2 separate regions of the Homo sapiens genome follow, and region 2 is linked to region 1. Evidence: chromatin loops called from intact Hi-C (ENCODE). Cell type or tissue: Calu3. All regions are shown on one strand.

Region 1 (8,000 bases):
GAGAATTGCTTGAACCCGGGAGGCGGAGGTTGCAGTGAGCCAAGATCTCGCCATTACACTCCAGCCTGGGCAACAGGAGAGAAACTCCATCTCAAAAATAAATAAATAAATAAATAAACAAATAAATAAATAAATAAATGCACTGTCTTGGAAAACCTAAAGACAATATTCCCATTAGAAAATCAAAATTATTTTCAGACTCTCCTTGCCGAGTTACGACTTGGACACTGCATGAGGAAACAGAGCAGGATGGATGGCCTTGTTTCCAAGCCCCGTTTCCAATCTTCATTTCCAAGGATTTATTGCCATCATTTTTCTTGCAAATGAATAAATTATTTAATTATGCTGTCTAAGAATGGCAGAGCTATAAACCTTAATTATTCAACAATTTACCCCTTTAAAGTTGTTACTGGGACAATATTTTGATAATCTTCAGGAGCTATTCTGGTATCTCTACTATTCCTATATTCTTTGTTTTTTTTCTTTCTTTTTGAGATGGAGTCTCACTCTGTCGCCCTGGCTGGAGTGCAGTGGCGCGATCTCAGCTCACTGCAACCTCTGCTTCCCAGGTTCAAGCGATTCTCCTGCTTCAGCCTCCTGAGTAGCTGGAACTACAGGCACACGTCACCACACCTGGCTAATTTTTGTATTTTTAGTGGAGACGGGGTTTCACCATGTTGACCAGGCTGGTCTCAAACTCGTGGCCTCAAGTGATCCGCCCGCCTCGGCCTCCCAAAGTGCTGGGATTACAGGCGTGTGCCACCATGCCCAATGGTGTTTTGCCATGTTGGCCACGCTGGTCTCGAACTCCTGACCTCAAGTGATCTGGCTGCTTCGGCCTCCCAACGTGCTGGGATTACAGGCGTGAGCCACCGCGCCCGGCCTCTATTTCCATATTCTTAACCCTTCATTCATCATAATCCTGAAGGAGGAAGTCTAGAAAGAAAAAAAAATCGGAGGTAAGGTTTTGGGGGCGCGGGCTGCAGCTGTCGCTGGGCGCGTGGTGTGAGCGGTCTGAGCCTCCGGCTTACTTGCTCAGGGCTTTCTTCCCGCGTGTGCTTGGCGCTGCTCACAAACGCGCTCTCCTCTAGCACCGCCTGCTGGGCCGACCACGAGGCGCCTGGGCTCCGTGTAGCGGAAAATGCCGTGTGTTTCTAGGGAGGTGAAAAAGGAGCCCTCCACCGAAAGGCAGAATCAGCCATTTAAAGTTTTGGCAACGAAAACTGTAAGTCATGAGGCATTAGATGCAGGTATCTACAGTGCAATTCCAACAGAAAAAGTGGATGGAACATGTTGTTACGTTGCTACTTACAGAGATACCTTTCGGTTTGATTAGATAGAAAACCTAACAAACAACCTGTTAAAAGGTTTTAAAATTTTCTACATTCAAAAGAAAACTTCAAAGAATTTTCTTGGAATGTTGAGGAGTACTTCAAAGCTACTCCAGAGTGTTGGCTAGCAGCAAAGGAAACAGAAAAATTAAATAGGAATCTGGTCCATGACGAAACATGGACACATTCCTGGTGGGGCACCAGTAGAGAAAAATAACAAATAGCATTACTGGCATTCCTCTGTGGTTAATTATGAATTTGCAATTGATCTGGTACTAAAGCATCATCCTGAGGATCCTAGGCTTTTGGAAATTAGTGCCGTGCCATTATCAGATTTCTTGGAACAAACATTGCAGCTTATAGGAACAAATATCAATGGAAACCCATATGGGTTAGGAAGGAAGAAGCATCCACAATATGTTATACTACACGGACCATTTCAAATAAGAAACCTGCCTATATTGGGCCGAGCGTGGTGGCTCATGCCAGTAATCCCAGCACTTTGGGAGGCTGAGGTCGGCGGATCACCTGAGGTCAGGAGTTCGAGACCAGCCCGGCCAATGTGGTGAAACCCCTTCTCTACTAAAAATACAAAAATTAGCTGAGCGTGGTGGCAGGCGCCTGTAATCCCAGCTACTCAGGAGGCTGAGCCAGGAGAATCGCTTGAGCCCAGGAGGCAGAGGCTGCAGAGAGCAGAGTCGCACCACTGCACCACAGCCTGGGTGACAGAGCGAGACACCGACTCAAAAAAAGAAACCTGCCTATGTTGAAGCACAATGATCTGTTGTCCTGGTTTGAAAGCTGCAGAGTAGGTAAAGTGAAAGGAATAGTATGGGATTGCAGTGATGGCTGTTTAATTAAGGTCCATTACCATCGTCTATCCTCTTTGTTTACACTGGCCAATTGCAGATGTTTACATGAATTCAGAACCAGTAATTACCAATATGAAACTTAACAAATATGACTATGCTTTTGATACTGTTTAACAATTTTTTTAATCAGAAATTTAGTAGGCTTAAAGATGTAATACTTGACATATAAAATGCAAGTGCAATTAAAATTAGTTTTATTTATTTATTTTTTGGAGACAGGGTCACCCACGCTGGAGTGTAGTGGTGTAATCACAGCTCACTGCAACCTCGACTTCCCAGGCTTAAATGATCCTCTCACCTCAGCCTCTTGAGTAGCTGGGACTATAGGATCATGCCACCATGCCTGGCTAATGTTTTTAATTTTTAAATTTTTTTGTAGAGACAGGGTCTCAGTGTGTTGCCTAGTCTGGTCTTGAACTCCTGGACTCAAGTGATCCTCCTGCTTTGGCCTCCCAAAGTGATGGGATTACAGGGGCGAGCCACCTCACCTGGCCAGAATTAGTTTTATTATTAAAAAAAAAAAAGAGAAGACAATCTGCAAAACAGAAAAAAGAATACGTCTGTTAAAAACTACAAAAGATGGCTGGGTGCGGTGAATCGTTTGAGTTCAGGAGTTTAAGACAAGCCTGAGCAACATGGTGAAACCCCATCTCTCCCAAAAATACAAAAATTAGCTGGGCATGTTGGTGCGTTGCCTGTGGTTGCAGCTACTTGGGAGGCTGAGGCTGGAAGATGGCTTGAGCCGGGAAGGTGGAGGTTATAGTGAGCTGAGATCATGCCACTGCACTCCAGCCTGGGCAACACAGTGAGACCTCATCCCAAAAAAAATTACAAAAGACTGGGAGAAAGCAGAAACAAGTATTGGGAAGACTGTGCTATGTGTAGAACACTCCTGTTCCACTAATAAAGGAATGTGACCTTTGATAGATTGAGTATAGGGAACATATAATGGAAGCATTAAAGGGGTGGATCTTCCTTACTTTTTGCCTCCACTCTACACTTTTAGGTCAGACGTTCCCCGAAAGGGGTATTATCAGGCCTAGAGTAGAGACAGATGAGAGGTGGTTGAAATTACTCTATTGTTATTGTATAACATAATTAATATAAGCAGTGACTCTATGGGATCCTTTAAAGCTTTTATTTTCTGGGTAAACATTTGTACCTGGGCCAGTGCTGGAATTAGTGACTGCTTCCCACTCTTTCTGCTTTTCTTCTCTTGATCACCAGTGGCAGGAGGGTGAGGCTAGGTAGGAAGGAAAGCTTGATGTCTGGATGTGCCCAGGGAGGATTTGGGTTGTAGCTGGTCCTCTAATTCCACCTAGAGGTAAGAACTGGATGTGGTCAGGGAGAATCCTCTTGCTACTTCTCTCTTGCTACAAGCTGGCAGGCTCCAGTTTTACTAAGGAACACAAAAGAGTCCAGAATAGGGCGCGCACACACACACACACACACACACACACACACACACACACACGATCATATTTTTTGGTTCATTTAAAAATTTTTTATTGTCATATAATATACACAATAAAGTGTACCAATCTTAAGTGCTCCATGAACTTTTACATATGAAAACACCTTTTAACCACAATTCGGTTAAAATTATCTGAATATATGCAGCAGCCCAGAAGGTAATATGAGGTGTGTTTTCAGTAAATACTGTCATCCAAAGTAACTAATATTTATTTTTCCACCCAAATGTAGATGGACATTGGATTAACTTCTGGTGTGGACTATTATAAATAAAGTTACCTTAAATATTTGTGTGTGTGTGTGTGTGTGTGTGTGTGTATATATATATTTTTTTTTTTTTTTTTTGAGACGGAGTCTTGCCCTGTCGCCCAGGCTGGAGTGCAGTGGCCCGATCTTGGCTCACGGCAATCTCTGCCTCCCAGGTTCAAGTGATTCTCCTGCCTCAGCCTCCCAAATAGTTGGGATTACAGGCATGCGCCACCACACCCAGGTAGTTTTTTTGTATTTTTAGTAGAGACGGGGGTTTCACCATGTTGGCCAGGATGGTCTCGATCTCCTGACCTCGTGATCCGTCCACCTTGGCCTCCCAAAGTGCTGGGATTACAGGCGTGAGCCACTGGGCCTGGCCCACAGTATACATATTTTCCCCCTACTTGCTTTTTAAATTTTTCCATGTGTCATGAATATCATGTCATGGCATACACTGAAAACAAAATTCAGATTCTTGGCATGTACAGAAAAACCTCCTGAACAAAAACCTTTAAGAGTAAAACTTAGAAATCCATATTTTTTAAAAGGACCCCAGGGAATTTCGCTGTAAAAAGTAGATTTGAGGCACAGGCCCCGATTAACTCCTGGAGAGCAGAAACTAGAGTCACACATATTTTAGATGAACGACTCCTGTGTACTCTTAACTTTGTTAAGTGAATTTTAATGGTTCTGCTTTTTCCTCCATATTGATTATCTAGACCAGATTTTATGTTTGACTTCTCTGGAGAAATGAGGAGGAAAATCTTGGTCAAAGATAACTTCACTGATGCCATTTTAAACACAAAAGAACTCAGGGATCAATTGAGTGTCCCTAGAAAATGGGTTGAAACCTTTTTCTCTCCTGCTGTCTTTGTCAGATCATTTAGTTATAAGGTATTAATAACTGAAGCTGGATTGATCAAAACAGAGATATTAGATTTAGTTTTTCACTGTGAAAGCTAAGTGTGTGTCAGGATAGGCACTGTTAAAAAATAAAACCCTCTTATCAGGAAGCTTAAAAAGCACATAGCAAAGAGAATTTCAGTGGCCCAGAAGAGTCTGGAAAGAAGTAAAAGCACTGGCAAAGATTTACTTTGCAATTTATAGTACATATGAAATTTTTTTTTTTTTGAGACAGAGTCTTGCTCTGTTGCCCAGCTGGAAGGCTGGAGTGCAGTGGCGTGATCTTGGCTCACTGCAACCTCTACCTCCTGGGTTCAAGCGATTCTCCTGCTTCAGCCTCCTGAGTAGCTGAGATTACAGGTGCTTGCCAACACACCTGGTTATTTTTGTATTTTTAGTAGAGATGGGGTTTCACCATATTGGCCAGGCTGGTCTCAAACTCCTGACCTCAGATGATCTGCCTACCTTAGCCTGTCAAAGTGCTGGGATTACAGGCGTGAGCTGCTGCCCCGGCCAAATATGGGATGGTCGATGTAACTTATTCTTGAGACCAAATTTCGCTCTTGTTGCCTAGGCTGGAGTACAATGGCACGATCTCAGCTTATCCCAACCTCCGCCTCCCTGGTTCAAGCGATTCTCCTGCCTCAGCCTCCTGAGCAGCTGGAAATACAGGCACGTGCCACCACGCCCAGCTAACTTTGTGTTTTTAGTGGAGATGGGGTTTCGCCATGTTGTTCATGCTAGTCTTGAACTCCCGACCTCAGGTGGTCCGTTCTCCTGGGCCTCCCAAAGTGCTGGGATTACAGGCATGAGCTACCTTGCCCGGCTTGCATTACTTTCTCTGGACTGCTGTAAGAAATTACCACAAGCTCAGCAGCTTAAAGTAATAGAAATTTATTGTCTCACAGTTTTGGAGGTTAGAAGTCTGAAGTCAAGATGTTGGCAGGGGTGGTTCCTCCTGGGGGCTTTGAAAAAGAATCTGTTCCATGCCTCTCTTCTAGCTTCTGGTGGTTGCAGGCAATTCTTGGAACTCCTTGGCTTATAGATGCATCACTCCTATCTCTGCCATTGTCTTCACAAAGCATTCTCCCCATGCGTCTCTGTGTCTCTGTGTCTTTACAGGGTCTTCTTAAAAGGAGACCAGTCATTGGCTTATGGACCACCCTACTCCAGCATGATGTCATCTTAACTAATTACATCTGCAAAAATCCTACTTCCAAACACGGTTACATTCTGAGATTCATGATGGACATGAATTTGGGGGGGGGCATTATTATTGTCATTATTATTTTAGAGATGGGGTCTTACTATGTTGCCCAGTCTGGACTACAGTGGCATGATCATGGGGCACTGCAGCCTTGAACTCCTGGGCTCAAGCCATCCTCCAGTCTAAGCCTCCTGATAGGTGGGACTGCAGGCACATGCCACTGTGCCAGACTGGGTGGACACTATTGAACCCAATACATTACCTACTTTAGCAGACAATCCTACTATAGCTGAACTACAGAAACTGGAGCTGACGTTTCTGTACATTCTTTTTTATTTTATTTTTTTGAGATGGAGTCTCACTCTGTCGCCCAGGCTGGAGTGCAGTGGCGTGATCTCGGCTCACTGCAACCTCTGCCTCCCGGGTTCAAGCGATTCTCCTGTCTCAGCTTCCCAAGTAGCTGGGATTACAGGTGCACACCACCACCACGCCCAGCTAATTTTTTGTATTTTAGTAGAGATGGGGTTTCATCGTGTTGCCCAGACTGGTCTCGAACTCCAGAGCTCAGGCAATCCACCTGCCTCGGCCTTCCAAAGTGCTAGGATTACAGACGTGAGCCACCACGCCCGGCCCGTTTCTGTACATTCTTAGCAGAAGTTTTAAAAAGGGGAGAGAATATTGTTAGATCCTTTCCTTCTTCTTTTTCCAGAAATGAAGCATTTGGGCTTCCCTCTGTCTTTGTTACATTGTTAAGGGAAGAGCAGAAATAGGTGCCTGAGAGACAGCAGCAGCCCTGGCACCGTGTTTCAGGCCTCCACAAGCTCTGTGCTCATAGATTCTAGTGACCCTGTTTGGCTTCTCAGCCATCCCTTCCCTAGAATGCTAACCAATACAATTTCTTGGGGGGCTCCTTTAATTCTCAGTGTGGCCCTGGTAGTGGAGGAAGATAGTATGAATTTTTCTTCTTCCTTAAAGAGTTACAGTTAGTTCCTGTTTTGGCTTTTAATTTTTCTTTTTGGAGTTGTAATCTATATCTTTTCTTTTTTCTTTCCGCTGGTCCCCAAGGCAAATGTCAGGGCAAGAGTAGAGCTCCTCTTGCCAAGGATAGCTTCCAGAAGCTGCTTTTGTTGGCTCCTATATAAGCCGGTTACATAGGTACTTTAAGTTTTTGTTTTTCTCAGCATCATTTCTAGATGTCAGCTTGTTGTTATGTTCCTACTGGGCTGTTGCTAATGGTATTCGTACTATCACACAGATCATCCAAGGACAAACTTCACCAACCTGCCTAACCTTATAGAGTGTCATACACCCAACTGCTCCAGCTAAACAATTCTTGGGAAATTTGGCACCTGTATGTATGAGAGAGAGAGAGAGAGAGAGAGAGAGAGAGAGAGAGAGAGAAGGAGAGAGAGAGTGTGTGTGTGTGTGTGTAAGAGAGAGAAGCAGGGGGCTTGTCTGAGTTTGGGCTGCTATAACAAAATGTCATAGACTGAGTGGTGTTCACAACAGACATTTATTTCTCACAGTTCTGGACGCTGAGAAGTCCAAAATCAAGGTGTTGGCAGATTCGGTTCCTGGTGAGGGCCCTTTTACTGACTTACAAATGGACGCTTGCTCTCTACGTTCTCACATGGTTGAGAAGGAGAAAAAGGGGAAAATCTCTGTTGCTTCTTATAAGGGCATCTCTCCCATCATGAGAACCTACACTCCTTGCCCCACGTAAACCTGATTATGTCACCAAATCGCCATCTCCAAATGGGATCACATTGGGGGTTAGGGCCTCAACACATGGATTTTGAGGGGACACAATTCAGTTCATAGCAGGGCTGTTTAATATAATGTGGTTGTCATCTCCTGGACTCAGAAAACTTGAAGGCAACAATAAATTTAATGTTGATAGAAAATTATTTCAGTCAGCTTTCCTTGTTTCCTTAAAATAAAAGAGACTTTTAGGAGATGTCTAAT
Region 2 (8,000 bases), 350 kb before region 1:
AACTAATGCTCCTAAAAGCCTAAAGACCCATATTTGATTTTTATTAATACAATGTATGCTTAATTGTCTACATTATTTTATTTTTAATGGATTAGAGGAATATTTTAAAATAAACTTTATTGTGTGTATTTAAAGTATACAACATGTGTTATAGGATACATACAGATAGTAAAAGGGTTACTACAGTGAAATAAATTAATATATCCATTTCACACAGCTACCTATTTTTCTTGTTTTTGTAGCAAGAGCAGCTAAAACCTACTCAGTGTAAGTCCCATATACAGTACTTTTTTTTCTTCAAAGATGCATTGTGAGCTGCTTTATTATAGTGAAATGAACCATTTAGCAAACTGTGAACTTCATAAGCAAGTGTTTAAAACATGATTTTCAAAGACATTCCTTACCATTGTGTTTAAAGCCATAATGGAAAGAGTTTACATGTACACGTTTAAAAGATGAATCTCAGCATATTACTTCAAAGATGCATTGTGAGCTGCTTTATTACAGGGAAGTGAACTGTTTACCAAACCACAAACTCCCATATACAGTACAACTGTATTACCTACAGTCCTCATATTGTACATTAGGTTTCTGATTGCAGTTTTAAATTCAGACTCATTAAATATAACTTACTCTTCTTAAGCAGGCTGATGAGGAGAGTTTTGAGGTCTTCCTTTAGGTATGGCAGGGAAAAATCAAACTATAAGAATCAAATTTTATTGAATTCCAGAAAGAATAAGGGTCCTAAACTTTTTAGTATTTTATTTGCAATACGGCTGAGATCCTCGGAGATATTTTAGCAAAAAACTTCATTGTAGATGTAAAAAATGTCATTATCATGATAATACAGGTACAGTCAGAAAGGAAGCATAAGTGCTTTCAATGGTAGTAATTTCAATTACCAGCTGAAAGCAATGTAAATGAATTAAATCTAAGAATGTGGTTTTTTTTTTCCAACAGTCAATTTGATGAACTCCTGAACCATCTTTTTATTTGCTGGGAGCTGACATGAAGTAATTATTTTAAACAGAGTACATATTTATGTCATGTAAATCAATTAGGCAAAATGTCTATATCATATTTTAATCTTTTAATTGTCTCTTACTCTTTTCACATCAAGCTTTTATCCAAAGCAATTCTTTAGCAGTATAGAGTTCAGTTGCTTCTGTTAAACAGTAAAAATACCAACAAGGGTAACCAAGTAGTAGATGAAAGACAGTTTTTCCTTATAGAAGTATTAGAGCTGATGAAGAAAACATAATAGAATGAGAATATAATTTTTTGAACTCCTAAGGAATCTACGCATTGATCATGACTGCTAATATCATTAAAAGAGAGACAATCAGCCTCACAATGGAAGAACACACTACCACCTATGAAACATCTTGACAAAAAGCCACATCTGAATGGGCAAGCTGCTAGTCTACCAATTTAAATAAAAATGAACACAATGGAAGAACCTGTTGAACTACTCCTAGTAATGCAGTGAGCAAAATCTAGACTGTGTGATAACTATAAGACAACCAATCTGGTTTTCTTACAAATAAACTTAAGGAAGAACAGAGAGGAGGGGAGTGGAAGAGGGAGAGAGTGTGAGACAGCGATAGAGAAAGAACCTTGCAGTTTATGACAGGAGATAATTAGAAATATGAACAACAGACTGGATATTTTATTATATTAAGAAGGTAATAACTTTTAGGTAATGATATTTGTAATGTGGTTTTTAAACAGTACTTACTTTTAGAAATGAATGCTAAAATACTTAGGGATATAATTATACAGGGTCTGAGACTGCCTTCATAATCCAGTTGTGGGGGAATAGTTGGGCTACAGATGAAACCAGTTCACCTACAAGTTGATCACTGAGGCTGGCTGATGGGTTTATAGAGTTTCATTATAATATTCTCTTTAATTCTAATTTTGAAATCTCCCATATGTATTAGTTTGCTAGGGCTGCCGTGAAAAAATACCACAGACTGGGCGGCCTAAACAACAGAAGTTTATTTATTTTCTCACTATTCTGGAGGCTGGAAGCCCAAGATCAAGGTATTGGCAGGCTTGGTTTCTTCTGAGGCTTCCCTACTTTGCTTACAGATGGTCACCTTCTCCCTGTGTCCTCACATGTTTTTTTCTTTGTGTGCACCTATCCCTGGTATGTCTCTTTGTGTATGAATTTCCTCTTCTTATGAGGACACTAGTCAGACTGCATTAGGGCCCACCCAAACGACTCCATTTTAAATTAACTATTTCTTAAAGGCCCTATCTCCAAATACAGCCCGAGCTACTGGGAGCTAGGGCTTCAACTTATGAATTTGAAAGGAATACAATTCAGCCTATAACACCATAATAAATTTAAAAGTAATATAAAATATAATATTGATAATATTTTTAAGTAAAACGGGTACATACATAAAATCTTTAACTTCAAAAACTGAATTAAAAAGATATGAACTGTTTCTCAGACTACATCTGCAAATAAACTTGTCTCATATTCTCACCTTTTAATATTTGCTTCATCACTCGACGTGTATCCTTAGCAAAGCTGTTATATTCATTTTCCTGGTAGTCCCTTTCTGAGATCTTAGAGACTAAATTGCATCATATGGAAAACAAAATTCTGTTGTGAGCAACTAGCTACATCCAGGTACTACAGCATTGTCTATGTTTTAAGGAAAATATTCATGTAACAAATATTATTTCTCACTTTCAAAATTATGCACAAACTGGGTAATTGACAAGGGTTAGGTGATAGCATAATCAGGAAAACATGTCCCAAGGTACCCACTTTTACTCAGTGGAGATCACTGATAGAAGGCCAGGGTCTGATTTTCCTGTCCTATGCAACAGGGTTTACATGAAGTCATAGAGAAAATACTAGCCAGACTTTACGTAAATCTGGGAATATAACACATTAGTTAGAAGTTAGCATTAGATTCCAAAAAAAAGGTCATTACAACCTGAAAGAATGAGGCCTAATAAGGCGATAAACTTTACGAGGGATAAATGTATGATTCTACACTAGGGCTCAAAACCACTTACTGGAAAAAATAAGAAAAGAGAGGTATGGCTTTACAAGAACACATATTAATATTTTTGTTAAAAACTTTAATGGTAAGGGGGACACTGAGGGTCAATAATGTGTTTACGGAGAGTTCACATATTATTAGGTGTACCAATAAGATTCCAACAACTCAAAAGAAAGATGAGGATCCCATTTCAGTCAAGGCTGTTCAGGTTTCATCTGGCACATTTTGTTTCCAGATGATACACTTTAAAATACAATACTAGGACGGTAAATATATTTAATACCATGTCAAATGAAGAATAATTACTATTCTTGAACTTGGAAGTGTTAGTCAAGATTAAACAAAGACTGAAGAGAGACATAATCTTGTCTTCAAATACCTGGGGGGGCTGCCATTTGGAAAAGCTTTAGGCCTATCCTCCTGGGCCCCAAGCAGGAAGAACTCAGGAGACCCAGCTAACCCCTCCCCAACCTTTAGGAATATCACTTCCTCAGGGAGGCCTTCCCCGGCCTACAGACTGTGGGCTCCTGGCCACTGGTTTCTGCAGTTTTCATTCTTCTCTGTTGGGCACTAATCCTATTTCTAATTGTCAAATCGTGTTAGCCTGTGTCTTAGTCCATTCAGTTGCTTTTAACAAAATACTATAGACTAAGTGGCTTATAAATAACACATTTATTTCTCACAGTTCTGGAGACTGGGAAGTCCGAGTTCAAGGCACAGCCAGATTCTGAGTCTGGTGAGGGCTTGCTTCCTGGTTCTTAGATGGCTGTCTCTCACTTGAACATCACATGGAGAAGGGGATAAGGGGTCTCTCTTGGACCTCCTTTATAAATACACTAATGCCAATCACGAAGGCTCTGCTCTCATGATCTCATCACCCCCGTAAAGTCCCAGTTGCTAATACCATCATCCTGGGGGTCAGATTTTCAACACATGAATTTGCAGGAGAGACATAAACATTCAGACCATAGCACCACCCTAGACTGTAAGTTCTCAGAGAAGACAGACCATGTCTGATTTGTTGGTCCTAGAACACTTGTGCCTAGCATAGTTGAATGAAAGAACCCATGAGATATGGATTTGGATTTAATATGAAGATTTATGTATTTTTTTAATAGTGTTGTGCAAATTCATGGGCTGCCTCAAGAGGGAGCAGTTTTCCTTTCACGGGTGGCCTGCATTCAGTCTTAAAACGGCAGTGAGAGTGAGCGGATTAAAGGTGACTAGGCTAAATGAATTTTACCCTCTTTGCCAACTGAAGAACTATGATTTGAATTCTTCTGGGAAACATCAGCTCAATTCTGATCCATTTTGGAAAAGTTTAATAATAAATTTTTCATAATTGCTCCTGTTCAAACCCAAATTTCATTTGTTTCTCCCCACTTTTTATTTATCCTTCTCTCCCTACTCCCCAAAGCTGATGATTAATATTTCTATTTTATTGTAAGGATGTATAAAGCTTCAGAAAACATAGTAGCAGACAGTGAGGTGAAGTCAGACTTAGAGACAAGGAAAATATTTCTGAGATTGTTAGCATCAGCTGGGCCAAAAGTAAATGTAGATTTGATAAATGACACAAAGTCATTACCTCTCCATTTCTCTTTTTGCTGATTCGATTTTTACAAGGACCCAATTTTCCCTAAAAACACATCAGACTTTCAGCAAATATTAAGACTGCATCTTTTATTTACAAGGCAAAAAAATCTACCTAAATACTTTTCATTAAAACTGTGTGCCCTGTAATACTGGTTTTCAGATAGTCAAATATTATATAACTTTGGTTATTCCTGTGGGAGTTAATGGGCAAAGACCTTGAAGGTCATTCTCCTTACAAATTACTAAAACTACCAATTCTGACCTTGATTACTTGATTTAGTTTGATAATGAAGTTTGAGGATGAAGTGAAATATGTGAATAAATACACATGCCTGCTATCCTTCCTCTACTCTCTACCTTCCTTCTAGAGGAACATCTTTTGTGACAGTATCCTCTAGCCCTCTATCAATTCATAGATAACTATGGAATTGGGAAAACAATATGTTATCAAACAATAATAATAAAAACACAAATATATTTATTTCAAACCCTATTATATCTGTTGAAAAGGTTAAGAAACAGGTAGATAGAAACAATTAGGTAGAAGGTGAGAAACAATTAGATAAGGACAGGGAATTAGGTAAGGAGTGGGGGCTAGCAAATGATACCCTGTAGTTGGGAGTACAACTGTTGGGAGGGTACCCACACACCAAGCAAAGGGGCTTCGAGAGAGCTCCACCCACAAAGAGGACTGAGTATGACTCTCCTAAGTGTGACCTAGATGGAAATAATTTTTATGACCTTTAAATCTAATGCCTACCTCTTTCTGAAGACTTAATTCTTTCTTCTAAGGATGAAGACAAGGAACGGATTACAGCGAAGACAAGAGGAGTATGGGGAGGTTCATGATTTTCAAATGCTTAATGTTTTCCTTTTGTACCATGTCATACTAGCAGTTAAAGACCAGAGAGTAGATGTTTGAGTTAAACCTCACTATGTTTATGTTGATATTTATACCTTACACGTTTTCTACAGCTTTAAGCAAACCTTGCCAAACAATGTAATGAGTCTCATGTTTAGCATAACTTCATACATGTCTCTGAAAAAAAAATACATGTGGAAAAAGATATGCCTATCCCAGGAAAAATTACATAGGTATACTCTTCAGAGCAGTGCTTCTCAAATTTGATTGTGAATATAAATCACCTGGAGATCTTGTAAAAATGCAGATTTTAATTCAGTGGGTCTCAGGTGGGGCCTGGGATTCTGCATTTCTAACAAGTTCCAGGTGATGTTGATAATATTAGTGCACAGAACACACTCTGAGTATGTTTTAGACCATGACATGAAAACTCAGCTTCGGCAGGAAATCTGTCCCCTCAACCTCATTTCCCCTTTCATAATTTCCCACTGAGTTCCTACGCTTTTCCGTTTTGCTGGTGAGAAAGTTTTAGGTACGGCAGGATGGATACAAATGGAAAGAAAATATTCTAAAATTACAACTTCAAGTGAAGATTTTAAGTTGACTCAAGGGTAGAGACATATTTTTAATGTACATGAATTACACATACTTCACCCAAATCATTGAATACATGATATTCTATTTCTTGACATAAATGGAGCCCTATGTCTGCCTAATTTAAAAGTAAGTTTATTTACAGACGACCTATAGAATGGGAGAAAATATTCACAAACTATTCCTCTGACAAAGGTCTAATACCCAGAATCTATAAGGAACTTAAAGAAATCAACAAGCAAAAGATAACCCCATTAAAAAGTGAGCAAAGAACACAAACAGATACTTCTCAGAAGAAGACATACATGCAGCCAACAAACATGAAAAAAAATGGTCCACATCACAAATCACCAGAGAAATGCAAATCAAAACCACAATGAAATACCATCTCACACCAGTCAGAATGGCTTTTGTTATAAAGTAAAAAAAAAAAAAAAAAATGTTGGTCAGGCTGTGGAGAGAAAGGGACACTTACACAATGTTGGTGGGAATGTAAATTTGTCTCGCCACTATGGAAACCAGTCTGGAGATTTCTTTAAAAACTAAGATTTCAACTACCATTCAACCCAGCAATCCTATTACTGGGTATATACTCAAAGGAAACTCAGTTGTTCTACCGAAAGGACACATGCACCCACATGTATGTTCATTACAGTGTTATTTCCAATAGCAAAGACACGGAATCAACCCAGGTGTCCAACAACAGTGGACTGGATAAAGAAAATGTGGCACACATATGCCATGGAATACTACACAGCCATAAAAAAGAATGAAATTGTGTCCTTTGCAGCAACATGGATGCAGCTAGAGGCCGTTATCCTAAGCAAACTAATGCAGAAAAAAAAAACCAAATACCACATATTCTCACTTATAAGTGGGAGCTAAACACTGGGTAAACATGAACATAAAGATGGAAACAATAGACACTGAGGAATATAAAAGAGGAGAGGAAGGGAGACAAGGGCTGAAAAACTACCTATTGGGTACTATGCTCAACACCAGGGTGACAAGTTTAGTCATATCCCAAACCTCAGCATCACAAAATATACCTCTGTAACAACCTTGTACATGTACACCTTGATTCTAAAATATATGTTGAAAAACAAAAAGAAGTTTAATTAATACACAGCACATAATCTCATTGTTCAGGTGTCTCTGAGGAGTGAGGTGATCTAAATAAATCACATTTTTCAGATAACTAAAGTTTATCTTTTTAAGTTTCCAGATGTATTTATTTTAGAAATTTTTAATTGAAATCTTTCTGGAATTAACATACTCAAGAATTTTTAACTATGCAAAACAAAGTCTAACATATCTGCCCAGGCGTGGTGGCTCAGGCCTGTAATCCCAGCACTTTGGGAGGCCGAGGAGGGTGGATCACGAGGTCAGGAGTTCAAGACCAGCCTGGCCAAGATGGTAAAACTCTGTCTCTACTAAAAATACAAAAATTAGGCGGGCGTGGTGGCAGGTGCCTGTAATCCCAGCCACTCGGGAGGCTGAGGCAGAGAATTGCTTGAACCAGGGAGATAGAGGTTGCAGTGAGCCGAGATTGCATCACTGCACTCCAGCCTGGGCAACAGAACAAGACTCCATCTCAAAAAAAAAAAAAAAAGTTTAACATATCTACAATTACCCAGGGTCAGTAGTTTTTACTCCATGGTATGACATAACAACATTATAAGAGCTACTAAGGTCTGCATGGGACTATGTGCTCTCACACAGTGGAGTCCCAGTGCCCAGAGCAGGGTTTCTCAGTCTATTTGGAGCAATCTTCTGCTTCCTTCCACCATGGTCAGCTGCCACCTCACTCTGTTCTCTGATTGCCATTCCCTTGCAATTTCTAATCTGCTGCTTTGTTTTTCACGACAGTCTGGGAAAGATTCTGAAATGGGCTCCCTTCTCACTCCTGTTTTTAAAGCAGG

Evidence for each region. Hi-C counts contacts between places; a loop is a spot of excess contacts. Peaks named below come from ENCODE experiments on the same cell type or tissue, not always from the same donor. Only the 100,000 strongest peaks of a DNase experiment are listed, where the experiment ranks them.
Region 2: a loop joins it to region 1, with 4 times the contacts of the local background. A loop is called at or near these places in 1 of 110 quality-filtered maps.

What each region holds. Positions count from the first base shown.
Region 1 is chr3:109,395,499-109,403,498 of GRCh38, forward strand. It overlaps the pseudogene RLIG1P2. Among named protein-coding and RNA genes, the nearest start is that of LINC01205, 10 kb to the right of the region's middle. RefSeq lists an enhancer at 301-1,107. In Calu3, no CTCF peak of the experiment used is centred here; a DNase peak (open chromatin) is centred at 3,493.
Region 2 is chr3:109,046,607-109,054,606 of GRCh38, forward strand. All of the region lies in intron 14 of MORC1 (MORC family CW-type zinc finger 1), which reads right to left. Among named protein-coding and RNA genes, the nearest start is that of MORC1-AS1, 51 kb to the right of the region's middle. In Calu3, a CTCF peak has its summit at 4,164 (motif pointing right); a DNase peak (open chromatin) is centred at 4,195.